2 separate regions of the Homo sapiens genome follow, and region 2 is linked to region 1. The links are chromatin loops, found by intact Hi-C in ENCODE. Cell type or tissue: HCT116. All regions are shown on one strand. Region 1 has its middle 15 kb from the start of NRXN3. Region 2 overlaps ADCK1 (aarF domain containing kinase 1).

Region 1 (8,000 bases):
GTGGGCTGAGAGCTGAGGCCCCTTCCTCCTGAACCACACCCTGGAGAAAAGGACACGTCTCTTATGTTGGGATGACACATCTTAGTTTTCACAACATTTTATATTACCTGCCTTATCTTGTTTCATCCCCTGCCTCCCACCCATAAATCTTGTGAAACAGGGAGACTAGGACTATAGAAAACATAATTGGGGATGTGAGAGGTTAAATGATATGCTCAGGTTAATGCCTCTAGTTAACAGTTGGACCTGGACAAGAATCCAGGGCCCCTGACTCCTAGTCCAGGCCTCTTTCCACTGCATCCCATAGGCTAAAGGGCCTGGAATCACAGCACGATGATCCCTTTGTGTCTGCACATTTTGCCTTGGACACCGCCTGGCCTTCCTACACCTCTTCTCCTAATGGTCACTCAAGTTCTGTGTCCTATATCCTATCAAGCCCTGACCTGTAGGCAAGGCAGATAGGCCAGGGAGCTTGATCCCCAGGTGTTTATGTGGGGAAAAAGGTATGAGTTGTGGGGTGTGTGGGTGGGAGGAGGCTGAGGAACACATGCTCCGTATTAATCTTTATTTCAATGAAGTTGTTTGAGTTCATGCTTTATTGCAGTGCTTTAAAATAATGTGTTTCTAACAGTGCCCCCGGGGGTAGCACTTGCACTTTTGAGATCCTATTGCCAGAGTGGCTCACGAGACCAACCACAATAATAGAAAATGAGGCACCCCCTGGTGCACCATCTGAATTTATAATAGCAATTTCTATGATGCCCCGAGGCCAGCTCTGTTTGTATTTGAGAACATGCGAGAGCTTGGCAGTGAGGGGGTGGCTCCTCCCTTCCTGCCCGGCGTTGATCTTGGCTCCTCTTTTACCTGGTGAAAACTCCTTCCTTGGCTTCATGCATTTGGGTCTCATTTTTAGTCTCCAAGGAAAGGACTCATCCTCTGCCACTTTGGTGTTGGTGTGGGCAGGGAGGCTGATGAAGGGGGAGTGGTCTCCTGCCGTCTGTCAGCCACTTCCCTCCTTCTTCCTGCCTCTCAGCACCCTGCGTGCAAAGCAGAAAGTTGCTCTGGGGCCTCTTGAGCCTTCATATCATAGCGGTGAAATATGAAATGACAGCATCATGAAATGGACTTGGTCTCATTAAGATTCCAAACGGCAGTCTGTTCCTCTCCCCCCACCCCCACAATTCAGTCAGAGACCTACACCACGGTGCAGAAGGTAGAAATGGGTCAGTGCTGCCGGGGATGGGGGTGGGGGGTCTGGCAGGAGAAGCAAGGATAAAGGGCCAGCATGGTCAGGCTGGGACAGCAGGCCCAAGGACATACCAGGGGACCGAGAGAGCTGAATCACCCGCCAGAACTTCTGGAGACAAGAACACAGGGTTTGGCTGGTGCCTCTGAAAGCTCACCCACACAGAAAGCTTTCCTGGACCCAAAAGAGGGATAGAGGTGGGGTGGTTACACAAAGACAAGAAATCCCCATTTCCTTGCAAACTGCTTAGTGATTTCTGGGCAAACTGCCCAGAAATATTTGATGTGAAAAATGAACAACAGCACCCCCTTCCCTTCATCCAATAAAAATAAATCCTTCTTTACAGAAAGTGTGAGCAGCATTTGCACACAGGTTATGCATTCTCCATGAGGCTGTGTGTGTGTGTGTCATTTTGCCTCATGGCAGAAGCCCATGAGAAAGCCAGTGCCATTCATTCATTCAATCATACATTCATCAGATGCATTCAACTCCTATGTGCCAAGCACTGTGAGAGGCGGCGACACTGTGTGTCTTCGAAGAGGAAGACAAAATAGTTCCTGCCCTCAAAGACCACATGATCCTTTGTGTGTGTGCCTCGTGACCAAAACCCCATCTTGATTTCTTCGTCAGTGCAGACAGAGCTTCTTAGGTGGGTTTAGTTGTAAACTGCTTTCATGCCTGGAGGAGCCTCAGTTACTGGATATTTACCCAGAGGCAAAGTCTGACCCAATGTCTCACCACTCTGCACATTAGAATCACCTGGGCTGCTTGACCAACCACCCCCGCTTGGCTAGGTTGACACCCAATTTGTACTTGCAGGTATGGTGTACCTGCCAGCATGCCCCAGAGTGGTTGGGGCTCATGCCTTACTGGTCAGTAGATATTTTAACCATTATTCTTGGTCCTACACCAGACTAAAATATATATATATATAAAATAAAGATTCCTGGTAATGGAGGCCTAGGCATAGATAAGTCTTTTTAAAAAGCTTTCCTTGCCAGAAGTAGTGGTTCATGCCTATAATCCCAGCACTTTGGGAAGCCGAGGTGGGCAAGAGTTTGAGAACATCCTGAACAACATGGTGAAACCCTGTCTCTACAAAAAATACAAACATTAGCCAGGCATGTGCCTATAATCCTGGCTACTCAGGAGGCTGAAGTGGAAGGATCCACTGAGCCCAGGAGGTTGAGGCTGCAGTAAGCCGTGATCATGCCACTGCACTCCAGCCTGGGCGACAGAATGAGACCCTGTCTCAACAAACAAGCAAACAAATGAAAAACAAAAGAAGCCCCAGGATCTAATGTTGGGGCAGATGAACTACTCTGATGCTCACCCCCCACCCCGCCAATGGAGGGTCCCTGGCAGTAACATAATGTTATTTCCTAAGCAGATTGCTCAGTGTGGAGCTGCTGCTTAGCACAAGGTGAATGAAGGAAAATCAGAAACTCTCAGCTTTTGAATCTTAGTGGTTTGAGAAGCGGAAGAGTTCTGATCCAGCACCCTCTTCTTATATGTGATGCAACTTGGGTCCAGATGTCTGGAGGTAGATATTTGACACTTTCCCCAGGACACGTGAGATTTATTTCTGTAGCTGGAAAATATGAGACAAGGAAGCTGAAAGGTTGGGCTTTTTAGCAAGGGCCTTAAGACAGGGGCATTGTCAGCCCAAGAGAATCTTAAACCTTTATAGTTGGGCTAAGGGTGTAAATTATTATATGTTAAAAAAAAAACAACCTCTCTCAACAAAATGATTCTGCTGATGTGGGCTGCCTGTGTTGGAGCTGACAAAAAGCTGTTTTCCATGGCATGGTGGCTCTGGGAGGCACTCAAGGGGAAATCTCTGTGACTGCAGGGTTCTTGGCCTCTGTCAGGTACCCCCAGGCTCTCCAGCTGGCCTAGCTGGCTCTGTGTTGCCAATCTCTCATGAATTCCAGACATCTGACCTCACAACCCACTGACCTCAGGTAGACCTGTGTGTGCCTACCTGGGCCTCTGCCTACCTGGTTTCTCTTCTCTATTTTCTTGTTAGAGGATCCCACTCACCTCGATATGTCTGCTCCTGGAACCTGTCCCTTGGAATCAAGGATTCTGAAGATCCAGGCCTCTTAGGCTTATCTCCACTCCCCCAGTGGCCCTCTGCTGCCCCCACTTGCCGCAAGTTCACACTAACCACAGAAGTCCTGCAGGCCTGCACCACAGGGCTCAAAACACACTGTTTTTGCTCTGTGCCTGGTATTGTATTGCCTTAGGTCATCTGATTTATAGTCATTGCAGTCCTCAGTTAAGTATGATTTCCATTCTACAGATGAGAAAACTGAGTCTCAAGATAGGTAGGGCCCAGAGCTTGAAGAGGCAGTGCTAAGTTTAAACTCAGTATAATGCTACATGTGGGCTGCCTCTCTTAACTCTTTTGGTTCCAGAGGAAACAGCAGTTACTGTGAATAAAATGAGAAATGATCTTGGAATAATGCAAATTAACCACTAAGTCCTTAGAAAGTGATTGCAGTGAGACTTGATCATTCAGGATGCAGGACTGTTACATCTGTTAACCTATTTATGCCTGGGGTTGCAATTTTTTGAATTTTTGCAATCAGACCTTGGCAATGACCTTGAGCAGTAGGATATAAATAACTCCCACATGCTTAGTGTTCCAGTAATGGAACACTAGGCATATTAAGCACAGTGCTACCTTCCCCCACTCTTCCTTCTCATCTCAAGTGCCCTGCATGCCTCTCATCTTGCCATAGTGTAGGTGGCAGGAAAAGCAAGAATCTTGCGCTATCTCAGAACACAGAGCCCACTTAGAGTTCAAGAGTCAGGAAGTAGATAAACGAAAAGCAAAGGACGCAGACTCCAGTGAGCTAAGCAAGATAAGAAGGTGATAATCCACCAAAATTCAGCCGAGAAATCTGAAAAGAACTGGACAAGATGAGGTGGGGAGAAGGATGCATGAAAAAACCAGTGATGTGAGGTGCATGGGATGGGGACACTGGGAATCTGGGAAAGAGATCCCAGCACCAGCCTCTCTCGTAGGATCCCAGTGATGAGGCAGCCTCTCTCTGAGACTCAGCAGCCTTCACTTTCTCCTCCCATTGGTCAGACTCCATCCTGAGAGTGCTGGATGTAGAGGATGCAGGTGCTGGGAAATGACAACTGCTCCTAGATAGAGAGGTTATGAGGGAGGCGATGCAGGCATTTCTCTGACATCAAGTTTATCAGTGTTCTTTCTGTGAGGAGTTGTGAAGTGCGCCATTCCTAATGGGAGGGTGCACTGACCTCTGTATAATAGCACTCAGAGTGATGTTCTGAGTGTAAGGAATTGAATATATACATGTTGTGTCTGGTCATGTTTACGTCTACACTCACACATATAGTTACTCTGGAATGATACATTGTCATGTGGCACAGAGGTACTTTGAAGGATTCAGCACCTGAAGCTCAGTGAGGTGGTAGATAGCTAGAAGGTAAGAGTAGGAATTTTGAAGGAATAGCTAGGACTTGTAAAATCAGGGAGACACCGTAACTCTTGAAAGGCTAGAAGTCAAGTTCAGACAAGTTTGCTAAGGGTAGGAGATTTCAGACAAGTTTGCTAAGAGTAGGAGATATAACTCTTGAAAAGCTAGAAGTCAAGTTCAGACAAGTTTGCTAAGGGTAGGAGATACCAAGTGAGCACCTCCAGGCCAAAGTAGGGTCCAGAACCTGAGAATTAGCTGGACACATGTCACCAATGGCACAAGTGAGAGCCACCAAGGTGTGCTCTAGTTTTATGGCAAAGCTTTGTCTTAGCCAGTGACACCAGACACTTCAGGTCAACTCCTTTTCCTTTCTTTCCTAATTGTTAAGCTAGTGGAGAAAACCAGCACAAGAAAAGCCTTGGCCATTTGCAGAATACAAGATTTCAGGTGAAAGGTGACAGAGGAAAATATTATGCTTTATATTGTTAAGTTTTATTCAATTATTTATTGACTTAAAATGTATTGTGATGTGTCTGTGATAAGCCAGAAACTGTCTGCATGAGGATGGGATACATACAAAGATTAAAAAGAAAAATCCCTGCTCTCAAGGAGTTTAAAATCTAGAGAGGAAGAGACAGAGACATGCAAACAAATAACTCTAATAGGAGTTAAAAATAGCTTGCTGTGAGAACAAAGAGACGAGTAATTATGGAGGGAGAGTTAGAGACAACACCGTGAGGAAGTGAACTTTGATTTAGGCCTCGAAACACATTTTTTAATAGAAATATACTTTTTAATAGAAATATATTTTTAATTGGGTAAGGAGATGGAGAGGAGGAAGTAGGAGGGAATTTGGGGATGAGGGAACAGCATGAATAAAACATGGAGGTGTGAAAGTATGTAGCAGGTTCAAGAAAAGGCAGTTAATGCAGTGGACTTGCATTTAGGAGGTAGCTTGGGAAATGAGACGAAATAATTAGTATCCCCAATGAGAAGATTCCAGGTAATTATATAATCTTCTCACTTAAGCTGGCTAGTAGGTAGGGATCTAGAGTGAGGACCAGGTCTAGAAATAATATATTATCTTAAGCACACACAGTTGCTTCAACACATTTCCTCTTTACTCTCCCTCTTGCAGCAAAGCAGCTCTATTCTTTGTGAGAGTGCATACACCTCTTCTGTGCTTGTACACTCACACTCCGTTTTCTTTATGTACACACACTCAGACCTTTGTGAACACCTGTGACCCACCATGTGACCTCCAGCGTGTGCACCTCCTCACACCAGCTCAGTAGGATATGCAGAAGGCCAAGTGGCCATTAAATATCATTGAGCTTAGTAGGAAGAAGCAGAAATGGATTGCAAATCACGTGCAAAGTGATGCATTCTGCAAGTCAGCTAGAATAATTTCAGACCCTGGACCTCCTGCTAGAGTGAAGAATGACGTTTATAGAAGGGAAGCTTAGAATTAATCCTCCAAAATGATGGTAAAGTGAATTCTTCCCTGGATCTGCTGTGATTGCTCTTCCTCCCATTTCTGTCGCTCCTTATTATTGTAATGAGTTCTGCTCTCCAAAGTGAATAAAGTCACCATTCAGATAAGATCAGTTTTGTCTGGCGCAGCCAAGTTGATCTGATCACAATTTGGACTTCGGCTTTTGAATTCACCTTGGGCATTTAACTGCTGGGGGCTGGGGGGAATAAAAATGCTGATCTGGCACAAAAGCTGCAATCATTAGTCAGCTGCTTTCAGGCCCGCTCTCTCCAGCCCTGCTGCAGGATAGTAGATTCTTTTGATATTTATTGGACGTTAGGGCACTTTGGGAGACTTCAGTTAGATCCTGTACACCTGCTGAGTCTCCTGGTGTTCTCCGTGGTTCTGAGAAGACGGAGCCGGCCCCACGGAGAAGGCAGCTGCTGGGAGCTCTCCGTGGTGCTGGAAGCAATGCACTTCCACAGGAAATTTGAGGGGAAATTGCCCACAAGAGTTCTAAGGATCATTATTGCCCTACAGGAGGGTTGAGTTGGAACCAGAGTAGCAAGCATTTGAGGGCTTGCTGGATGGATGTCCATCGTACAAACTAATGACCACTTTCACATTTGTTCTTATTCTATGATGCCAACTGATTGTTTTATAATGCTTCATTTGGTTTTCTTCCTGGTGGTGAGGGGCAAAAGTAGATGCTTTATATTATTGTCCACTTGAAGCACAAACATAATGAAAGAGCTACAATTCATTTATTGCACAGGCATTTGTCAGGCACCTTTAATATGCTGGCTGATATGTGCTGGGAGTTGAGCCTTGGGCAAACTTATAACTCACACAGGAATCAGATGAGTTGTGACTCCAGGAGAGCTGTTTTTTGCCCTGACAAATACTGACATCTGGTTACTGACAATGCTGGACCTTAGATAGTGACTGTAGTCAAGAAGAGACCTGGGAAAAAGTCCTGGAAATGCTGGGCCTCCCTATGTGGCTTCTATAAACTAAATGTGAGTGTTATTAGTACAGAGTGTTATTAGTACATTGTGTGCCTTGAGGGGGTTCTAAAGGAAGCAGAGGTTTTAACAATTTTACACACCCTGATTCTTCATTTCTGCCTGTTTTTTAAACCTCTTCAAGCTTAGGCCTGAAATCAGCTTCCTGCTGGGATCTGCCTCCCTCAATTTGCACAGGGGTCTTTGTAATGATTGCCATGAGTAGTGATCTGGGAGAATGCCTGATGTTGTTGTGTGCATGAGTGTCCATGAAGGATGAATCTAACAATAAAGATGATAATATTTATATATTATTATTACTTATTACTCTCTGTGATTTGTTCTGAGTGCTTTACATATATTAAATCATTTAATTCTCACAAAAATGTTATGAGGTAAGTATTATTATTATAACTATTTTACAGATCATGAAAATGATGCACAGAGAAGTTAAATAACTTTCCAAAGGTCACATAGTTAGTAAGCAGTAGAACCAGAATTTGATACTAGGTAGTTTGCTTTCAGAGTCCCTTCTCTTAAACATGATGCTATAAAACATTGAAGATTATGACTTTCTGGGAAGTAGTTACACGTTTCCTGAGGCTAAAAAAAAGCTGGTTCCTTGACTCTCCCCTGTTCTCATGTTCTTCCTATAGTAAACGTCTCCCACCTCATTTTTTTTTTTGAGACGGAGCCTTCACTCTGTCGCCCAGGCTGGAGTGCAGTGGCATGATCTCAGCTCACTGCAAGCTCTGCCTCCCGGGTTCACGCCATTCTCCTGCCTCAGCCTCCTGAGTAGCTGGGACTGCAGGCGCCCGCCA
Region 2 (8,000 bases), 310 kb before region 1:
AGCCTTGAGAAGCAGTCGGAGTCCATGACTGTCCTGGAAGCCAGGCCTGGTGTGATGGGGCTTTGAGCTGACCCCTGCATGATTCAAGACAGGACTGTGGAGGGCTTTCTGGGTGTCTTGTGATGGGCAGGTGGCTCTCATTGAGTGAATCATCTGTGATTCCATATCCTGACTGGTTTTTGGGAAAAACCCCTGTTCTGGATCCTCCAACAGAGACCCTCTAGTGATCTGCCCAGCTGATCCCTGCTGAGAAAGGGCAGAGTGGGGGCTGGTGGGAAGGAGGCCTTCCCACTGGGGAACGGTCAAGTCATTGTCCCTGACATTGGAAAGCTCTGTTGCTCTGGGTCTCTCACTGGGTCCCAGACTCGTTTGGTTGCAACCTGGCCATGTCTAGGGTTGCTCCCCTGCTTTTTCTTCTGTGGACCCGAAGCGGAGAAGCTGATCATATCCATGGAGCTGCTGCATGGGCAGAAGCCCCATCTTCTCCAAGAGAGGCTCAGACAAAAAGAGGATTTTGAGCCACACTGGGTGAAAGGAACTCCTTGCTCTGCCCTTCATCCTGGGATTGTGGAAGGCAGTAACATCACTTGTGAGAGGGGAGAGGCGTGGCACGGAGAATGGGTCAAGTCAGGACTAGGAGGAGGTGAAGGGAGGCAGGCTTGGGTCCAGGCTGAGAGGATTTTTCGCAGGTGAAAAGGAGAGTGGTGTGGTGAGATTATGGAGATGCTATGCAAGGGCCTGGGGGCAGGGGATGGCACAGGAGAGAGCTGATAACTGTGGTTGGAGGGTAGAGAGTGAGGTGGGGAGTGTAAGAGATGAAGCCGCAGGACAGCTGGGCTGCCTTGTATGGGCCTGTCAGGAGTTTAAACTTCATACCAGGCTGGGCGCTGTGGCCTACACCTGTAATCCCAGCACTTTGGGAGGCTGAGGTGGGTGGATCACTTGAGGTCAGGCGTTCGAGATCAGCCTGGCCAACATGGCAAAACCCCATCTTTACTAAAATACAAAAATTAGCTGGACGTGGTGGCAGGCGCCTGTAGTCCCAGCTACACAGAAGACTGAGGCAAGAGAATTGCTTGAACCCAGGAGGTGGAGGTTGCAGTGAGCTGAGATCCTGCTACTGCCCTCCAGCCTGGGTGATGGAGTGGGACTGTCTCAAACAAACAAAAAACCCCACAAAAAACCCACTTCATACCAGGGCCAGTGAGGCAGTGAGGACCTTTGAAGGGTTATCGTTGAAGATTGTTTCCCTTTTCCCACTGTGGCCAGTGTGCTGCCCTTCCTGGCCCTGCCTTGTTGGGCTGCACAGTCCTCTAGTGTGGCCCAGTTGCTGTCATCAGAGACCCCATGCTTCTAGGGCTTCCCTGGCTTCCTTCTCACAATGATTCCCAATCTGTTTCTATAACGAGGCCTTCCAGATCCCCCTGTGTGTTCATGAATTTGTTCCCAATCTCAGAGTTTGTTTTCTGGCTTACTGGAACAGTTCCCGGGAGCCCAGACGTGGCCAGAGCCATGGTGGCCGTGTGGCCTAACCCTGAGACTTAGCTGGGGCTCAGCTGGGGACCAGGGTGGGTGGGTGTTGTGAGGAACCGGGGAGGGCAACACTGAGGGCCCCATAGTGGGTAGTGGCCACCTGGATGTTTTTCTTCTTCTTTTAAAAATTTTTTAAAATAAATAGAGATGGGGGTCTCATTTTGCTGACCAGGCTGGTCTCGAACTCCTGGCCTCAAGCAGTCCTCCTATCTTGGCTTCCCAAAGTGCTTGGATTACAGGCATGAGCCCCGGCCTGGATGTTTTTCTTCTCACTTACAAGGAATGTGTAATGGTGTGGATGGGCAGCAGAGTGTAGAGAAAGACAGATGTTTTGCAATTAGAGGGCAATGTTTCAAACCCTGAATCTACTATTTACTGGCTGAGTAAGCTTGGTAAGACCTCTAACTTTTTGGAGCCCAAGTTCTTGCATCCGTGCAATGAGGAGAATGATAGTACCTATCTCAAGGGCTTTTACCTGGGTCAGGTGAGATAATGTGTGTGAAAGACTTCATGCATTTTATTTTATTTATTTATTTACTTAAGATGGAGTTTTGCTGTGTGGCCCAGACTGGAGTACAGTGGTGCGATCTTGGGTCACTGCAGCCTCCACCTCCTGGGTTCAAATAATTCTCCTATCTCAGCCTCCTTAGTAGCTGGGATTATTGGCACGTGCCACCATGCCTGGCTAATGTTTTTATTTTTAATAGAGATAGGGTTTTGCCATGTTGGCCAGGATGATCTCCAACTCCTGACCTCAGGTGATCCTCTCACCTCAGCCTCCAAAAGTGCTGGGATTACAAAGACATGAGTCACCATGCCCGGCCTGTTTATTTTTTTTGAGAGAGTGTCTTACTCTGTTGCCCAGGCTGAGGTGCAGTGGTGTAATTTTTTTTTTTTTTTGAGACGGAGTCTCACTCTGTCGCCCAGGCTGGAGTGCAGTGGCATGATCTCAACTCACTGCAAGCTCCGCCTCCCAGGTTCACGTCATTCTCCTGCCTCAGCCTCCTGAGTAGCTGGGACTACAGGCGCCCGCTACCACGCCCAGCTAATTTCTTTTTGTATTTTTAGTAGAGACGGGGTTTCACCATGTTAGCCAGGATGGTCTCCATCTCCTGACCTCGTGATCTGCCCGCCTCGGCCTCCCAAAGTGCTGGGATTATAGGCGTGAGCCACCGCGCCCGGCCACAGTGGCATAATTATGGCTCACTGCAGCCTCAAACTCCTTGGCTCAGGGGATACTCTCATCTCTGGCTCCTGAGTAACTGGGACCAAAGGCATATGCCACCACACCCAGCAATTTTTAAATTTTTTGCAGAGACAGGGTCTCTCTATGTTGCTTAGGCAGGTCTTGAACTCTTGGCCTCAAGCAATCCTCCCGCCTTGGCCTTCCAATATGTTGGGATTATAGACATGAGCCACCTTGCCTGGCCAACTGGTACTCTCTAATTTACCTTTGATTCTTCTTTGCCCTATGAGTTCTTTAGAACGGTGTTATTTAGTTTTCTTTCTTTTTTTTGAGATAGGGTCTCGCTTTGTTGCTGAGGCTGGAGTGCAGTGACATGATCATGGCTCACTACAACCTTGACCTCCGGGGCTCAAGCAGTACTTCCACCTTTCAGCCACTCAAGTAGCTGGGACTACAGGCATATGCCACCATGCCTGGCTAATTTTTCTTCATTTTTATTTTTTGTAAAGATGGGCTCTCATTATGTTGCCCAGGCTGCTCTCGAACTCCTGGCCTCAGGTGATCCTTCCAGCTCAGCCTCCCTAAGTGCTAGGATTACAGGCATGAGCCACTGAGCCCGGCCTTGGTTTTCAAATATTTGGGAATTTTCCAGAGATTTCTTGGTTATTGATTTATACTTTGGTTCCATTGTGGTCAGAGAAAATATTTTATACATTTTGATCCTTTTAAATTTACTGAGATCTGCTTTATGACTCAGAATGTGGTCTGTCAGCTGCATGTGGTGGCTCATGCCCATAATCCCAGTGCTTTGGAAGGCTGAGGCAGAAGGATCATTTGAGGCCAGGAGATTGAGACCAGCCTGGGCAACATAGTGAGACCAGCCTGGGCAACATAGTGAGACCCTGACTCAACAAAAAATTTTAAAAAATTACCTGGGTGTGGTGGTGTGTGCCTGTAGTCTCAGCTACTGGGGAGGCCAAAACAGGAAACTCCCTTGAGGCCAAGAGTTCAAGGCTGCAGTAAACAATGATGGTGTCACTATACTTCAGCCTAGGAGACACAGTAAAACCTTGTCTCAAAAAACAAACAGAAAGAATATGGTCTCTCTTGGCAAATGTTCCTCTTATACTTGAAAATAATGTATATTCTGCTGTTGTTGGACAGTGTTCTATAAATGCCAGTTCAGATTGGTTGATAGTGTTCAAGTCTTTTATATCCTAACTCATTTTCTATCTATTTGTTATATCATGTATTGAGAAGATATTGAAATCTCTGCCTATAATGTGGATTTTTCTGTTTCTCTTTGCAGTTTCATTAGTTTTTTTACGTCATGTATTTCGAAGCTGTTATTGGGTGCATAAATGTTTAGGATGGTATATCCTCTTGATGGATTGATCCCTTTATTGTTATGAAATAATTTTCTTTATCCCTGATAATATTCTTTTCTCTGAAATCAATTTTGTCTGCTATAAATATAGCTGTTTCAGCTTTCTTTTGATTAGCATTGGCATGATATATCTTTTTTTTTTTTTTTTTTTTGAGATGGTGTCTTGCTCTGTTACCCAGGCTGGAGTGCAGTGGCGCAATATCTGCTCACTGCAAACTCCACCTCCCGGATTCACGCCATTCTCCTGCCTCAGCTTCCCGAGTAGCTGGGACTACAGGTGCCCGCCACCACGCCTGGCTAATTTTTTTTTTTGTATTTTTAGTAGCGATGTGGTTTCACCATGTTAGTCAGGATGGTCTCGATCTCCTGACCTTGTGATCCGCCTGCCTTGGCCTCCCAAGGTGCTGGGATTACAGGTGTGAGCCACCACACCCGGCCCGATGTATCTTTTTTTTTATCCTTCTATTGGGTTGGTGCAAAAGTAATCAGTTTTTGCCATTACTTTTAATGAAGACAGCTATTACTTTTGCATCAACTCCGTACATTTAACCTATTTGTGTTTTTATATTTGAAGAGCGTTTCTTTTAGGCAGCATACATTTGGGTCTTTTTTTTTTTTTGAGACAGAGTCTTGCTCTGTTGCCCAGGTTGGAATGCAGTGGCACAATCTTGGCTCACTACAACTTCTGCCTCTTGGGTTCAAGCAATTCTTCTGCCTCAGCTTCCCGAGTAGCTGGGACTACAGGTGCGTGCCACCACGCCTGGCTAATTTTTGTATTTTCAGTAGAGACAGGGTTTCACCATATTGGTCAGGCTGGTCTTGAATTCTTGACCTCATGATCTGTCCACTTTGGCCTCCCAAAGTGCTGGGATTACAGCTGTGAGCCACTGCGCCTGGCCATATTTGGGTCTTTTTAAGAGTAGTTTGACAATCTCTTACTTTTACTTAGGGTGTTTAGGGATAGTTGATAAGGTTGGATTTATGTCTTTGTTCTAGTTATTCGTTTTCTGTTTGTCCTATTTGTTCTTCATTCCTGTTTCCTTTATCACGCCTTCTTTTGGATTGGGTATTTTTCATGGTTGTATTTTACCTCCTTTGTTGGTTTATGAGTTATAATTCTTTTTGTTACTTTAATGATTGCTTTAGTTTATAGTATACATCTTGTCAGTCTATATTTAAGTGATATTATAGTACTTCAAAGAGTATAAGAATCTTAAAATCGTATACTTTCATTGCTTCTGAAGTTTTATGCTATTGATGTAATACATGCTTTTATGTTATAAACACCACATTACATTGTTAATAATTTGGTTAAGCAATCATTTGTCTTTTAAAGAGATATAAAATATAAAAAAGTTCTTGTATATTTACTCATAAAGTTGCTATTTCTGGTCTCTCTGTTCCCTTATATAGATTCATATTTTTATCTGGTTTCATTTTTCTTCTGCCTGATGAAGGCTCTTTATTATTTATGTATTTATTTATTTAATTTTTTTTTTTGAGACAGAGTCTCGCTCTGTTGCCCAGGCTGGAGTGCAGTGGTGCGATCTCGGCTCACTGCAACCTCTGCCTCCCGGGTGCAAGTGATTCTTCTGCCTCAGCCTCCAGAGTAGCTGGGACTACAGGTGCGCGCCACCACGCCTGGCTAATTTTTATATTCTTAGTAGAGGCGGGGTGTCACCTTATTGTCTAGGCTGGTCTCAAACTCCTGACCTCGTGATCCACCTGCCTTGGCCTCCCAAAGTGCTGGGATTACAGGCATGAGCCACCAAGCCTGGCCAGTTCTTTAACATCTCTTGTAGTGCAGGAGATGTTATCTCCTACAGTTTTCCTACATCTGCAAGAACTTTTATACCTTTATTTTTGAAAAATTTTCTTTGCTGGGTTTAGAATTCTTTGTTTTCAGAGATGTTGCTATACTAACTTCTGCTCATATTGTTTCCAGTGAAAAATCTGCCATCATTCGTATCTTTATTCTTCTGTCTGTATCTTTTTTCTCTGTATAAATTGTTTAAAAATATTATGTAGCTTTCTTCATGTTTCTTGTGCTTGGGGCTTGTTGAGGTCCTTGAATTTATTAGTTTATACATTTAAAAAAAATCAAATTTGAAAAAATTTCAGCCATTATTTCTTTAAATAAATAAATATATATATATATATATATATATATATATATATATATATATATTTCACTCCTCATCTCTTCTCCTTTGGGGACTTCAACTACATATTTACTAGGCTGCTTGAATTTGTTCCACAGTTCACTGATGTTCTTTTCAGTAAGAAAAAATTATTTTTACTTCTATGTGTTTCATTCTGAATAGTTTCTATTGCCAGGTTTTCAAGTTCACTAATCTTTTATGTGTGTATATATATATATATATATATATATTTTTTTTTTTTTTTTTTTTTTTTAGAGACAGGGTCTTGCTGTGTTGCCCAGGCTGGTCTCAAAATCTCTGGCTCAGGCAACCCATCGTCCCCCTTGGCCTCCCAAAGTGCTGGGATTACAGGTGTGAGCCACCATGCCTGGCCTGATATTTTTTTCCCCCTGCAATGTCTAATCTGCCATTAATTGCATCTTGTGTGCTTTTCATCTCATGCATTACATTTTTCATCTCTAAAAGTTTGATAGGGTTCTCTTTCTGTCTCTTTTATGTCATCCATGCCTTGGCTTACTGCAACCTCTGCCTCCTGGTCTCAAGCAATTGTCCTGCCTCTGCCTCCCAAGTAGCTGGGATTTCAGGTGCATGCCACCGTGTCTAGCTAATTGTTGTATTTTATGTAGAGATGGAGTTTTGCCATATTGCCCAGGCTGGTTTTGAACTCCTGAGCTCAGGTGATCTGCCTGTCTCAGCCTCCCAAAATGCTGGGATTACAGGTGTGAGCCACTGTGCCTGGCATTGTGCTTTTATTTTTAGGGTGGTAGATATTTTTGTATTCTTATAAATATTGAGCTTTGTTCTGGGACACAGTTAAGTTACCTGAAGTAGTTTGCTTTTTTTGGATCTTGCTTTTAATATTTGTTAGATGGGAATGGAACAGTATTTGTTTTGGGATATATGCCATTACTGACGCAAGGCCCTTCTGGGTGTTGCCACAAATGTCCCATGAACTATGAGATTTTTTTCATCTTGGCTGGTGGAAATAGGTCCTGTGTGAATGCTGGGTACTGTTAACCCTAAGCTTTTTGGGTTATTCTTTTCCTGGACTCAGACAATTTTTGGATATGCACGTGCTGATTGGTACTCAGCTGTATATGCGGTGGGGTCTCTGCAGATCTTTAGTGTTCTTTTTTTGTACAGCTCTCTCCTCACTGCTCTGTCCCTTGAACTCTTTCTGGACTCTCAGCTGTATCTCCTCAATTGAGGAGTCTTCTGGTCACTGCCTGGCTTCCCCTCCCTGCCACTTCAGCCTGGAAACTCCCAATGCAGTGAACTGGGGCATTCATCATGTTCACCTTGTCACCTTGTTTCTTTCTCATCTTTCAGGAATCACTCTTCTTCCTTGCCTAATGTCAAGTGTCTTGAACACCATTGTTTTATATATGCTGTCCAGTTTTTTCAGATGGGAAGGTAATTTTAGCTCCTGTTTTGGAAGAAATGTCAAGGTTGACATCATGATTTATGGCCTGAAAAAGTCCAAGTTTAGCCTTGCCATTTTCTAAGATGGAGAAGACTGGGAAGAACAGGTTTGGTGGTGGTGGGAGTGGTGGGAAAGTCAGGCTAAGTTTGAAGAGCCTGTTGGATATTGGAGTAATTGATGTTAGAGAGGCAGTTGTAATCAGCAAGCTCCAGTAAGAGGAGAGGTCTGGGAAGGAGATACACATTTGTGTGTATCAATGTGCAGATGGTATTTACAGCCATGATACTGGATGAGATCCCCAAGGGAGTA

What was found. A loop is a pair of places that touch in the nucleus more often than their neighbours do. Peaks named below come from ENCODE experiments on the same cell type or tissue, not always from the same donor. Only the 100,000 strongest peaks of a DNase experiment are listed, where the experiment ranks them.
Region 2: it touches region 1 in a loop (2.2-fold over the local background); 23 of 110 quality-filtered maps call a loop at or near these places.

Annotation. Positions count from the first base shown.
Region 1 is chr14:78,151,644-78,159,643 of GRCh38, forward strand. No RefSeq gene overlaps it. Among named protein-coding and RNA genes, the nearest start is that of NRXN3, 15 kb to the right of the region's middle. In HCT116, a CTCF peak has its summit at 3,378; a DNase peak (open chromatin) is centred at 3,416; H3K27me3 peaks cover 1,890 bases.
Region 2 is chr14:77,846,411-77,854,410 of GRCh38, forward strand. All of the region lies in intron 3 of ADCK1 (aarF domain containing kinase 1), which reads left to right. Among named protein-coding and RNA genes, the nearest start is that of ADCK1, 50 kb to the left of the region's middle. In HCT116, no CTCF peak of the experiment used is centred here; a DNase peak (open chromatin) is centred at 3,471.